3 separate regions of the Homo sapiens genome follow, and regions 1 and 3 are each linked to region 2. A link is a contact called in ENCODE Hi-C or POLR2A ChIA-PET data. All regions are on one chromosome and are shown on one strand. The core of a region is the stretch at or near the end of the contact, and the rest is flanking DNA. Distances in the headings are between cores, read along the strand shown. Region 1 holds the start of UQCC5 (ubiquinol-cytochrome c reductase complex assembly factor 5). Region 2 holds the start of MANF (mesencephalic astrocyte derived neurotrophic factor). Region 3 holds the start of DCP1A (decapping mRNA 1A).

Evidence for each region. Hi-C counts contacts between places; a loop is a spot of excess contacts on that map. ChIA-PET counts read pairs that join two places held with the same protein, here RNA polymerase II (POLR2A). Pooled maps may share reads with other maps.
Region 1: a map of CD14-positive monocyte shows a loop between it and region 2 (5-fold over the local background). The contact joins the promoter of UQCC5 here to the promoter of MANF in region 2. A Hi-C loop is called at or near these places in 2 of 168 maps with a recorded cell type or tissue (B cell and CD14-positive monocyte), 4 of 37 single-sample maps with no recorded cell type and 12 of 50 pooled maps. POLR2A ChIA-PET finds 5 or more read pairs at or near these places in 1 of 52 experiments (OCI-LY7).
Region 3: a loop to region 2 is called in a map of naive thymus-derived CD4-positive, alpha-beta T cell, with 12 times the contacts of the local background. The contact joins the promoter of DCP1A here to the promoter of MANF in region 2. A Hi-C loop is called at or near these places in 1 of 168 maps with a recorded cell type or tissue (naive thymus-derived CD4-positive, alpha-beta T cell) and 13 of 50 pooled maps.

The regions. Positions count from the first base shown.
Region 1 is chr3:52,535,164-52,538,469 of GRCh38, reverse strand. UQCC5 (ubiquinol-cytochrome c reductase complex assembly factor 5) reads right to left here and starts at 1,865. Exons shown (of 2, transcript NM_001124767.2): 1 at 1,564-1,865. The coding sequence starts at 1,714. RefSeq lists an enhancer at 1,013-1,546 and a silencer at 1,880-2,179.
Region 2 is chr3:51,383,609-51,386,918 of GRCh38, reverse strand. It overlaps MANF (mesencephalic astrocyte derived neurotrophic factor), which reads right to left and starts at 1,628. Exons shown (of 4, transcript NM_006010.6): 1 at 1,483-1,628; 2 at 584-711. The coding sequence starts at 1,576. DOCK3 (dedicator of cytokinesis 3) reads right to left here. Exons shown (of 53, transcript NM_004947.5): 53 at 2,721-3,310. RefSeq lists a silencer at 1,433-1,802 and an enhancer at 1,863-2,212.
Region 3 is chr3:53,345,700-53,348,977 of GRCh38, reverse strand. DCP1A (decapping mRNA 1A) reads left to right here and starts at 1,435. Exons shown (of 10, transcript NM_018403.7): 1 at 1,435-1,595. The coding sequence starts at 1,461. RefSeq lists enhancers at 941-1,710, 1,246-1,836, 1,837-2,427.

The sequences.
Region 1 (3,306 bases), core at 616-3,115, 1.2 Mb before region 2:
ATAAATTAAATTAAAATGTTGGGATTTGACTTCCATCATAATTTGCTTCTGAATGGTTCACAAATCCCAATTTCTGGCCCAGATTTGCCTCCTGAGCTTCAGCTCTGTATAACCATATCTACCTCGTCACGTCCCAGATGGTGCCCAGGATGGCCCTGCCTGTGTTCGGCACCTTCAGGAAATGCACTACCCCCTGCCCCAGGTGTCCCACCAGAAGCCTCCACTCCTCATCTCCTGAGTCCACTTAATCACCATGCCCTGTCAGTACTACCTCTGGGCTGTCTTTTACTTCCATCCCTTCTTGGTATCCTTTCTGCCCCAACCTAGACCAGGCCACTGTCTCAACTCTGGACAGCCATACAGCGTAACTGTTCCTACCAATCTGTCCACAAGGAGCCATTCTCCACATGTTAAAGCCTCTCCCTAAAATGACTCAATCCTTGGGATCCATTCTTGGTTCTCCAGTCCCTTTGCCACCCTGCCCAGGCACCCTTCTAGCCATCCCCACTTTGTTGATCTGCTTCAATCCCTCAAACACACAGCATACTCTCACACAAGTGCTCCTACCACTGCCATGGAGATGCTTTCAATTCCACACACCTTCCCCTCATCTGACTGACACCTACTCAGTCTTCAGGTCCTACTTTACTTGGTAGCTGCTTCCGGAAGCCTTCCCTGCACCATCTAGTCCAGTTGAGGCGCCCACCCGAGAGTCCTATGTTCCTCCCACTTCCTTCTCACAGCACTGATCACTTTGTATGCTAATTGTCTTTATCATCTTCTTTCCCATTAGAGCTCTTCTGGGGTAAGGGACACCTCTGCCTTGTTCATTATAGCCCCTCAAGAATGCTCATTAAGTATCAATGAATGGATGAACAGAAGGACTAAGGATCTTTAGGAATCACTAATGTAACAATTCTTTAAAATGTGGGTTGGCAAGTCACAAGTGATAGCGTTTCAGGAGAGGGGCAAAGCAGAAAGGGCCGAGGGGTTGGGGAAGTCCTCCTGAAAGGAACTGGCCTGTCCAGAGTTAATGCTCAGTAATGCAGTGCCAGGCGTTACCACTATCTTTACAGTGCTGATCATCTGGACCCAGACCAAAGACCTGGTGCCAATGACTGTCCTGTAAAGGTAGTGGTAATTAGCAAAGCCAGGCAGATCAGCTCCCTCCAGAGTTTGGACAGAAGAATCCAAAGAGAAATGGCTAGTTAGCAGGAGTTTCCCTGACCCCTCATATCCACCCCCTTCTACGATTGTTGTGAGCAAGTCTGTTCCTTAAGCCCAAACGATGTCACCGGCAGGGGTGAAGGGCAGGCATGAGAGGGCTGGAAGAAGCACGTGATCTCGCCTGTAAGTGCAGGGAAGGTCACAAGGCTGGACGCCAATGTGCCCGGCCTACAGGAGAGCCAGGCCGCCCTGACTGCCAAGCGAATGGAACTGCACTCGCCCAGCGCTCTGAGTGGAATGCGCGGTCTGCAATCTGAGAATACTCCCCAGAAAAACGGATCCCTACCGCCTCGTGCCTTCCTGAAAGGAAACAGAGACTGCTACCCCCTCACTTACAGAAGGTCTCCTGGCCCACGCGCACTTTAATCATGATCCACTCCATCGTTCCTCCCAGGACAAAAAAGAAGGGCAGGAACCGGTAGATGCCAAATCGCTGCTTCCCGGGCACCCGCTGCAGAATCCGTCTCACCTGGGCCCTGGTGAACATGCTCGACCGAGGTCGTGGAGAGGGATATGACGGAACTAAGCACTGGATCGCCCGGACGCAGCCGAGACCGCCCCGCCCGTTCTCGCCGTGTACCGCGACCTGGGAGACTAGCGAGCGCCGTCCTCCGCCACTGTCTGGTAGGCGCACGAGTGCCGGAACTGGGCGCCGACCTTCTAAAGCGAGGCGGATCCGCCAATCAGACTGCAGCGGGGGCGTGCAGCTCCGCCAATCAGAGCACGGCAGGGCGCGCGTGCTCCCTGAAGCCGAGCAGGGCCTCGAAGGAGCTGGCGCAGGCGCCTCAGCTCTGGAGGTGGGACGGCCCAAAAGGGAAGGACAGCCCACGTGGCGCCGGCCCGGCCCCGCCCCCTGCCTCCCCAGTGCAGGTCTGAGCTCGCAGTTGGCAGCCGCGCCCCCTACTCTGCCACCGCCATTTTTATTCCTAATACCCAGATAGAAGTGATGACCCTCTCTGATGGACTATGTACAGCACCACATTCCAAAATGCAATTATGCAATGCCTTGCGTTTATTTCGGAGACGTGATTGGTGCCTAGACTTCTAAAGTAACAGAATTTGATATGGAGTGTTGAAAGCTGAACTTTATCAATTATCACAGCAAAAATCTAAGTAAGCGCCCCGTGAGAACCCTAAAATTAATAAAAGCTATCTTGTATGGGGCACTTACAGTTCCACAGGCACTTGTAGGCGCTTTATTCACAATAATCGCAGAAGAGCAGTATAAAGAGCATGCACTCTGTTACCAAACCACATCCCTGCTCTACAGGTGCTCCCTTAGCCCATCTGTGCCTCAATTCCCTAAGCCGTAAAACGGAGGCCTTGTTCTGACGCTGTGATAATTTAGTGCGGTAATAGGAATGATGCACTGAACACAACCCTGGAGCATAGTAACTGATTAATATTAGTTAGAATATTCATTATGATGATAATGATTGGCAGAGCCCTCGCTCTTCACATGTATTCCCAAACATGGTTTTTGTTTGTTTCTTGAGACAGGACCTCGCTCTGTCATCCAGGCTGAAGTGCAGTGGCGCAATCTCGGCTCACTGCAACCCCCTCCTCCCCGGCTCAAGCCATCCTCCCACCACTACAGGCGTGCACCACCACGCCCGGCTAATTTTTTAATTTTTTGTAGAGATGGGGGTCCCACTATATTGGCCAGGCTAGTCTCAAACTCCTGGGCTCAAGAGATCCTCCTGCCTTGGCCTCCCAAAGTGCTGTGATTACAGGCGTGAGCCACCGCGCCGAGTCTGAACGTGTATTGTTTATATGTAGTCTCTTAACTGACAGTTTAAGAGACTATGCCAGGTAGAAGCAGGGCTCTGACTTAAGAGACTTCACTTGTAATTGCGTCTTCTCATGCTGCTGTGCTTGCTGAAGATAACTGAAAGGGGCTGTCACCCCATTACCTAGGACTAAAGTAAAAACTGCAGGAACAGCTTTGAGAAAGGAGACAACTATTAGACAATCTAAGGAAGGTAAATGAAAGCTTAGAACCAATGAGACGATTTGGTGATATGGACACAAAATATACAAAAGCAGACTGGAGAGAGCAAGCAGGGCCCCAGAAAGGGT
Region 2 (3,310 bases), core at 379-2,878:
GGGTTCAAACCTTTAACAGAGAGAAAAGCCAGAGACTGTCAGAGAAATTCAAGTTAGAAAACCCATTGCTTCACTAGGGCTTTTGTCTTGGATTCGGCCCTTGCCTATCCTGTAGGCACCCTGTCACCTTCTCCTGTCCACATACATGCCACACTCTTTCAGGCCTCTGGGCACTCACACTGCTGTTCCCTGTATGGGATGGTCTTACCCCACTTCAATGATAACCCTTCCTCAGAGACTTCTTGGCCACTCTAAATCAGCACCTGCTGGTCCATTTTCTTCATGACACCCAGACATTGCATTATTTGTGTGTCCGACTGTCACTTCTTTCCCCTGATATTCCCAGTGCCTAGCACATAGTAGGTGCTTAATAAAGACTAACAGGATAAAAAAAAATCACAGTTGCAGAACACATGCTGCTTTGGGAAGGACATAGAAGCACTTCAGTCTTCTCACATTAGTTTATGGAGAGAGTAGCTGGCTTCCTGAACAGAGAGGTGGGCAAGGCCTTTTATCAAACGGCTGGTGAAGCCGAGGGTTAACATGAGCCAGGGCCAGTTGGGGAGGATCACCAGCTACTTACCAACCGATTCTCTTTGCCTCTTGCTTCCCGGCAGAACTTTATAAGTTCGTTTTCAATAGTGGCTGGTGAGAATGTGACATCTCTGTCTTTGAGGTCCTGGTAAAATCTTCCCAGATAAGAAATACAAACTGGAAAAGAGAGGGACGGGAGATGCTCAGCAATCACCAAGCTGTTCCAATCCACCAGAAAAGAACTCCGCCAGCAATTTTAATAGGAGACACGGAGATGAATCATTAGAGGTGAGCTTTTCCATCACCGATTTTTCTCAGGTGTCTACAGGTAGACAGAACCCGGTTCCAAGTGGCGGGGGTCCCCTGGTACACCCAGGGCATCAAAGGACCAAGCATCACCCAATGACCTATAAACGACTTCTCCCTGCTCCTTTCATCAAGTTTAAGCCCATGGTGAACACGTGTCCTTGAGACGGGACTCACTGTGACCTCATAAATGGAGAGACTGGAAGGTGAAGAGAAAAATGATCAAAATGCTGCTGCTAATTTCCAAATACAACAGCGGACCCAGAGGTGCAGCTTCGTGATCCCAACAGACAGGGCGCAGCACCCACGGCCAGCCCTGGAGCTCCCGACGCCGAACGGGGAGCGGTAACCTCTAGATGGTGGTGGGGACAATAACTCAGGAGTGATGGAGATTTCAGGACAAGTTTTCAACGGGATCTAGTCTCAACTTTTCTTCGTCGGACCAATGTTTTCTAGGCCCAAGAAAGATTTACTAGGGCGGGCGCCGGAGCCTCCTCATGCAGGCCCCGCGGGGACCTGCTGTCGCCCCCGCCCCCGCCCCCGCCCTCGCCCTCTTGGCCCCGGCCGTCTGGTGATGTTGTGGGGTTCAGCGCCGCCGCCAGAACGGTCACGGAGCGCGGCCCCCGGCCCCCTATCCCGCACCTTCGCAGTCGCCCGGCCGCAGCGCCCGGCTGCCCGGCAGCACGCTCAGAGCCAGCGCCACCGCCAGCCCCTGCGTGGCCCACATCCTCCTCATCCTCCTCATCCTCCTCCTCCTCCTCCTCCTCCGCTGCCGCCGCCGACCGACTGAACCGCACCCGCCGCGCCGCACCGCCTCCAAGTCCCGGCCGCGCGCCGTAGCTCCCCATTGGCGGGGGGCCCCCCGGCGCCCTCCCACATGCCACTTCCCCATTGGTCCAGGAGCCGCGAGCCCAGACGGGCGGCTCCACGCTGCCCTCCCTCATTGGCTGGTGGTGTCTGAGCCCTAGACAGTTGTCGGCCGCTGATTGAACCCGGGCTGGCCGCAGGAAGCGACTACAGCAGCGACGGAAGCGGTGTGGGCCGCCATCTTGGGTAAGGGCAGCGACTGTGGCTGAGGCTGGGTACTGCTAGCTGAATGGGGTTCGGCCACGCCTTACATCTGTTGAGTTGACCCGCGTACCCCTGCCCTGGGCCCCAGGCTCCCTCGAAAACCCCTGCTGATCTCCTCGCCCGGACTCCGACTCGTGGTGCAGGAGTTCTGGGGTCAGCCAAGACAACAGGTTAGGCAGGAAGGGCGGGCGGCCGCAGGCAAGGCTCAAAGAGGTTTCTTTTTTCTTCTTTCATTCGCGTGGGCAACGGATCCAACCTTTGAAAGCCCACCTGCTGATCCTCCACCTGACCGGAGCCCGCCGTGCATAGGCTGATAGGAGACGTGCGGGGTGGACGGACTGCGGGACATCTGAAGGAAGGGCTCAAGGCGCGCCAAGCTCAAAGCTGGGCCGCCACTCTAGACCGTGGAGGGAAGCGCCCGGGCCAGATCATCGGTCGAGGACATGGGGTCGCCTCAGAGTGGGAAGGTGAGGGGCTCGGGAGGTGCCCTTACAAGCTCTGAATCGTGGCTTGGTGGCTGGCCAGCCTCCTCCTGCCTCCCCGGCTAGGCCCTCGGGGTCCCCCGCTGCCGTGGGACCTCCTGAGTGGGGTCCCGGGAATCACCAGAGAAGCACTGGAGGATGTTTCCTTTTCGACTGCCCTCCTTTCAAGTGCCCTCCTGGCTGCCTGCCTTCAAGGCAGGATGCGGGAACCGTTGGCTCTACTCAGTGCAAAAAGGACATGTCTATAGGGCTAAAAAGGGCTTGGAGCCCGGCGACAAGGGTTGGAGAGGGGCACATCCTCTGCTCCCATTCAGTGAATTCAGTGGATCAGTATCACGTATTTATCTTTAATTCACATCACAGCAGTCAAGGAAGTGGGGAAAGGGGGAAAAAAAATCAAGTGGCAGATATTTACATCTAAAATTCACATTACTTGTTGGATTTTGAACATGCTACCACAATATATACAGTAAAATACCTCTTGGGACAATGGTACAAATTTTGTTTCCTTTAACTTTGCTTTTCTGGTACAGGTAAGATCATTTTTAAATCACTTTTTTTCTTTAAACATGAATACACAAAAGAAATGGTTAGAAGTTTCCTTGTTTTAAATAAGCACAGAATGCGGGAGGTTAAAAACACATTTATAGTGCTGAATACCAATTGGACATCACACTCTATACATTTTTTGCTCAAATTCCTGTACAAATACACAGCATTCAAATAGGTATTTACAAATAAGCTTGAAAGAATGAAAATCAGTATTTTACAATCTTTTCAAAGGGTTCTCATCTCTGGCCTCCCATTTCCCCTCAGACTGACTTATTCTCCAACAAAAGGGATTTCAGAATGTGTCCTTTTCATTTAGTTAGGGAAAATGGAGAGGGAAAACAAACGGTTTCACCTTGCATAATGCG
Region 3 (3,278 bases), core at 186-2,685, 2.0 Mb before region 2:
TGTGGGTCAGACGCAGTGGCTCACGCCTGTAATCCCAGCACTTTGGGAGGCCAAGGAGGGCAGATCACCTGAGGTCAGGAGTTCAAAACCAGCCTGGCCAATGTGGTGAAACCTCGTCACTACTAAAAAAAATACAAAAATTAGCTGGGCGTGGTGGCGGGCGCCCGTAATCCCGGCTACTCTGGAGGCTGACGCAGGAGAATCGCTTGAACCCAGGAGGCAGAAGTTGCAGTGAGCTGAGATCGCGCCACGGCACTCCAGTCTGGGCGACAGAGCGAAACTCCATTTCAAAAAAAAGAAAAAGAAAAAGAAAAAATTAGCCAGGTGTGGTGGCGGGCGCCTGTAATCCCACCTAATTGGGAGGCTGAGGCAGGAGAATCGCTTGAACCCTGGAGGCAGAGGTTGCAGTGAGCTTGAGATTGTGCCACGGCACTCCTGCCTGGGCAAAAGAGCGAGACTCCGTTTCAAAAAGAAAAAAAGAAAAGGGCCGGGCGCGGTGGCTCAAGCCTGTAATCTCAGCACTTTGGGAGGCAGAGGCGGGTGGATCGCCTGAGGTCAGGAGTTCGAGACTAGCCTGGCCAACATGGCGAAACCCCGTCTCTACTATAAACACAAAAATTATCAGGGCATGGTGGCGCGCCCATGTAATCCCAGCTACTGGGGACGCTGAGACAGGAGAATCGCTTGAACCTTGGAGGCGGAGGTTGCAGTGAGTCGAGATCGCGCCACTGCACTTCAGCCTGGGCGACAAGAGTGAAACTCCGTCTCAAAAAAAAAGAAAAAAAATCCACTTGTACCTTCTGCTAATCAGTGTATATATTCAAGGCAACTTGAATCTATGCTCCTGGGGTGCAATCCTCAAGCTTGGCCCAAATAAACTCTCTGCTTGCATTTATTTTGCCCCAGAGTCTTCTTCCTTTTAGGTCGACACATCCATATCTGAGACCTAGGGTAATTTTCTGGGCTTCTCGCCTCTCCCTTTCCCCCATGTTTTTCTGTGCTCTCTAAACGGGCCCGGTAGAGTCCCGCATTTCCACATTCCACAGACATGTTTTCCTTCTGTGGCCCCGGGCCCTGCCAGACAGCGCACCGCGAGGCCGGCACTTCGGCGGTCTCCAACCTTTGCCTGGAAAGAGCTCGGCAGGCGAGCTAGAGGCCAGATCCCAGGACCCAGTCGTTTTAGCTCAGGGAAAGGAAGCGCCGGAGCTCCAGCCTGCAAGCTCCACTACGCAGCCTTGGACACCGCCCACATCGTAGGGCCGCGGACCCTGACAACGCCGGAACCCGGCGCCCGGAGCGTGCGCGCGGCGGACCAGAATGGCTGACGTACCGCCCTGCCGCGAGGCCCGCGTAGAGGCGGAAGTTGAGGGGACTGACGCAGATGGGGGAATTTTGCCTCGATGGCACTTTCCTGTCCGCGACTCCGCCCCCACCAGAGGGGCTAGGCTCTGGGATTCAAGATGGAGGCGCTGAGTCGAGCTGGGCAGGAGATGAGCCTAGCGGCCCTGAAGCAACACGACCCCTATATCACCAGCATCGCAGACCTCACGGGCCAGGTCGCTCTGTACACCTTCTGCCCCAAGGCCAACCAGTGGGTGAGTGCCGCCTGGCCCTGAGGACGGCCACCCGGCCGCTGCCGTCTCTTAAAGGGGCCGCGCGGGTTACTGTGGGGTGGGGGGGCACACTAAGAGGCCAGGGCGGTGGAGACGAGGCCAGGGTCTGGCCAAGAGCCTAGCCAGAGCCTGAGGGGTGTCGGGTCCGCTTGGGATTGGGGGATAGGAGTGAGAGAAGTGGCTCGAGACATCCCAAGGAAAAGCCAGTGGAGGGGAGGATTGGAGCAGGATCAGTCCCTTGGCGTCGGGTCTGGGGACGTGGGCGACCTGCCTTCTTTGCAGATACATTGGGAGTTATAAGACCGGTGGGGTCAAAAGGGTGCCTGAAAGCTTGTGTTTGAGGCTTTGCGGATTATTAGATAAATTATATGTACATTATCTATAAAATAAACACTCCTCCTCTCCCCCTGGCAAACGTAAATGAGAGCCCCTGTCGCAGAGGTCATTTGGGTTTAAAGTTTAAAATCCAATTAGTTTCGATTCTTGGAAGGAGGGGGTGGGTGGGTCCGGCTTTAATCGAACTACACAGAGTTTCGGAAAAGATTCCAAGGCACTTAGGAAAAGGGCTTCCGTGTTCACTGGATCCCCGAAGACCTTTGTACAAACAAGAGAGACCCTGTAAATGTGTTTTGTTCCATCTATGATGCTGGTGATGTCATCTCTGAATGCTCCCCTCGGACTCAGTACTTTCTGGCTTTCGTGCACTGGGGAGGGTCCGAAAAGTCACATTCAGTGTGTTCACTGATTCTTGTTAGCCCCTGCTTGAAGCTTTGTTAGTTGTTTAAAAAGCATAATTTCCCACTTTCTTGTAATTGACCCTTCCTAATTAACTCATTCAGCTACAGGCTTTACACTTAGAAAGTAATACGTAAATGCTTGTTGGATTGAATTCACCAATGACTGGAGTTCACATTTCAATAAGATACGAAATCCTTAAACTGACAGAACTCTGGAAGATGACCGTAGTATGTCGTTTACCCTATAATACAGTTGCATAGATTATATTTATCAGTAATTTATCGAAAATCATTTGGCATTTATGAACAGTTAATTCAGATGAAGAGTTTTTATAATCACGTTGTTTATCTTTGCCTCCTGGAAGAGAAGGAGATATGGGAAGCCACAAGGAATAAAATTGTAGATTGTTTTTTAAATGTAGCTATTTTAGACATTGCCTTAGTTTGAAATTTTATGAATCTTTTTTCTTTTCTTGGCCTATATATAAATTTTGAAATATGGATTGCCGACAAATGGTGAAGACTTGGGGCTAGAGTTTTCCTAGTTTTTCACAAAGGCTTTCAATATTTTAAAATTTTACATTGTGGAGTTCTGTTTTAAATATGAAATACAAGCTATAATAACCTGAATTGAAAAATAAGCTGCTACTGTTTATTTGGATCCTGGCACATAGAGCATGACAAAAATCTTTTCCCTCTTTATTATTTTACAGTGAGTTGTAACTTTGCATGATGTTTTTTGGTGGGCAAATTTTCTTTTACTGTAAGACAGTTGATTACCAGTTTCTTATAGTAATAACCTAACATTTTAAAGGTAAGAAAAAGCCTCTGAATCCTTAGGAAGGAAAATAATGATATTTAAGCTAGGGTAGTACTTCTGGAAGAAATCGAGATGATCAATTTTCTAAATTTTTTAATCCCAACACAT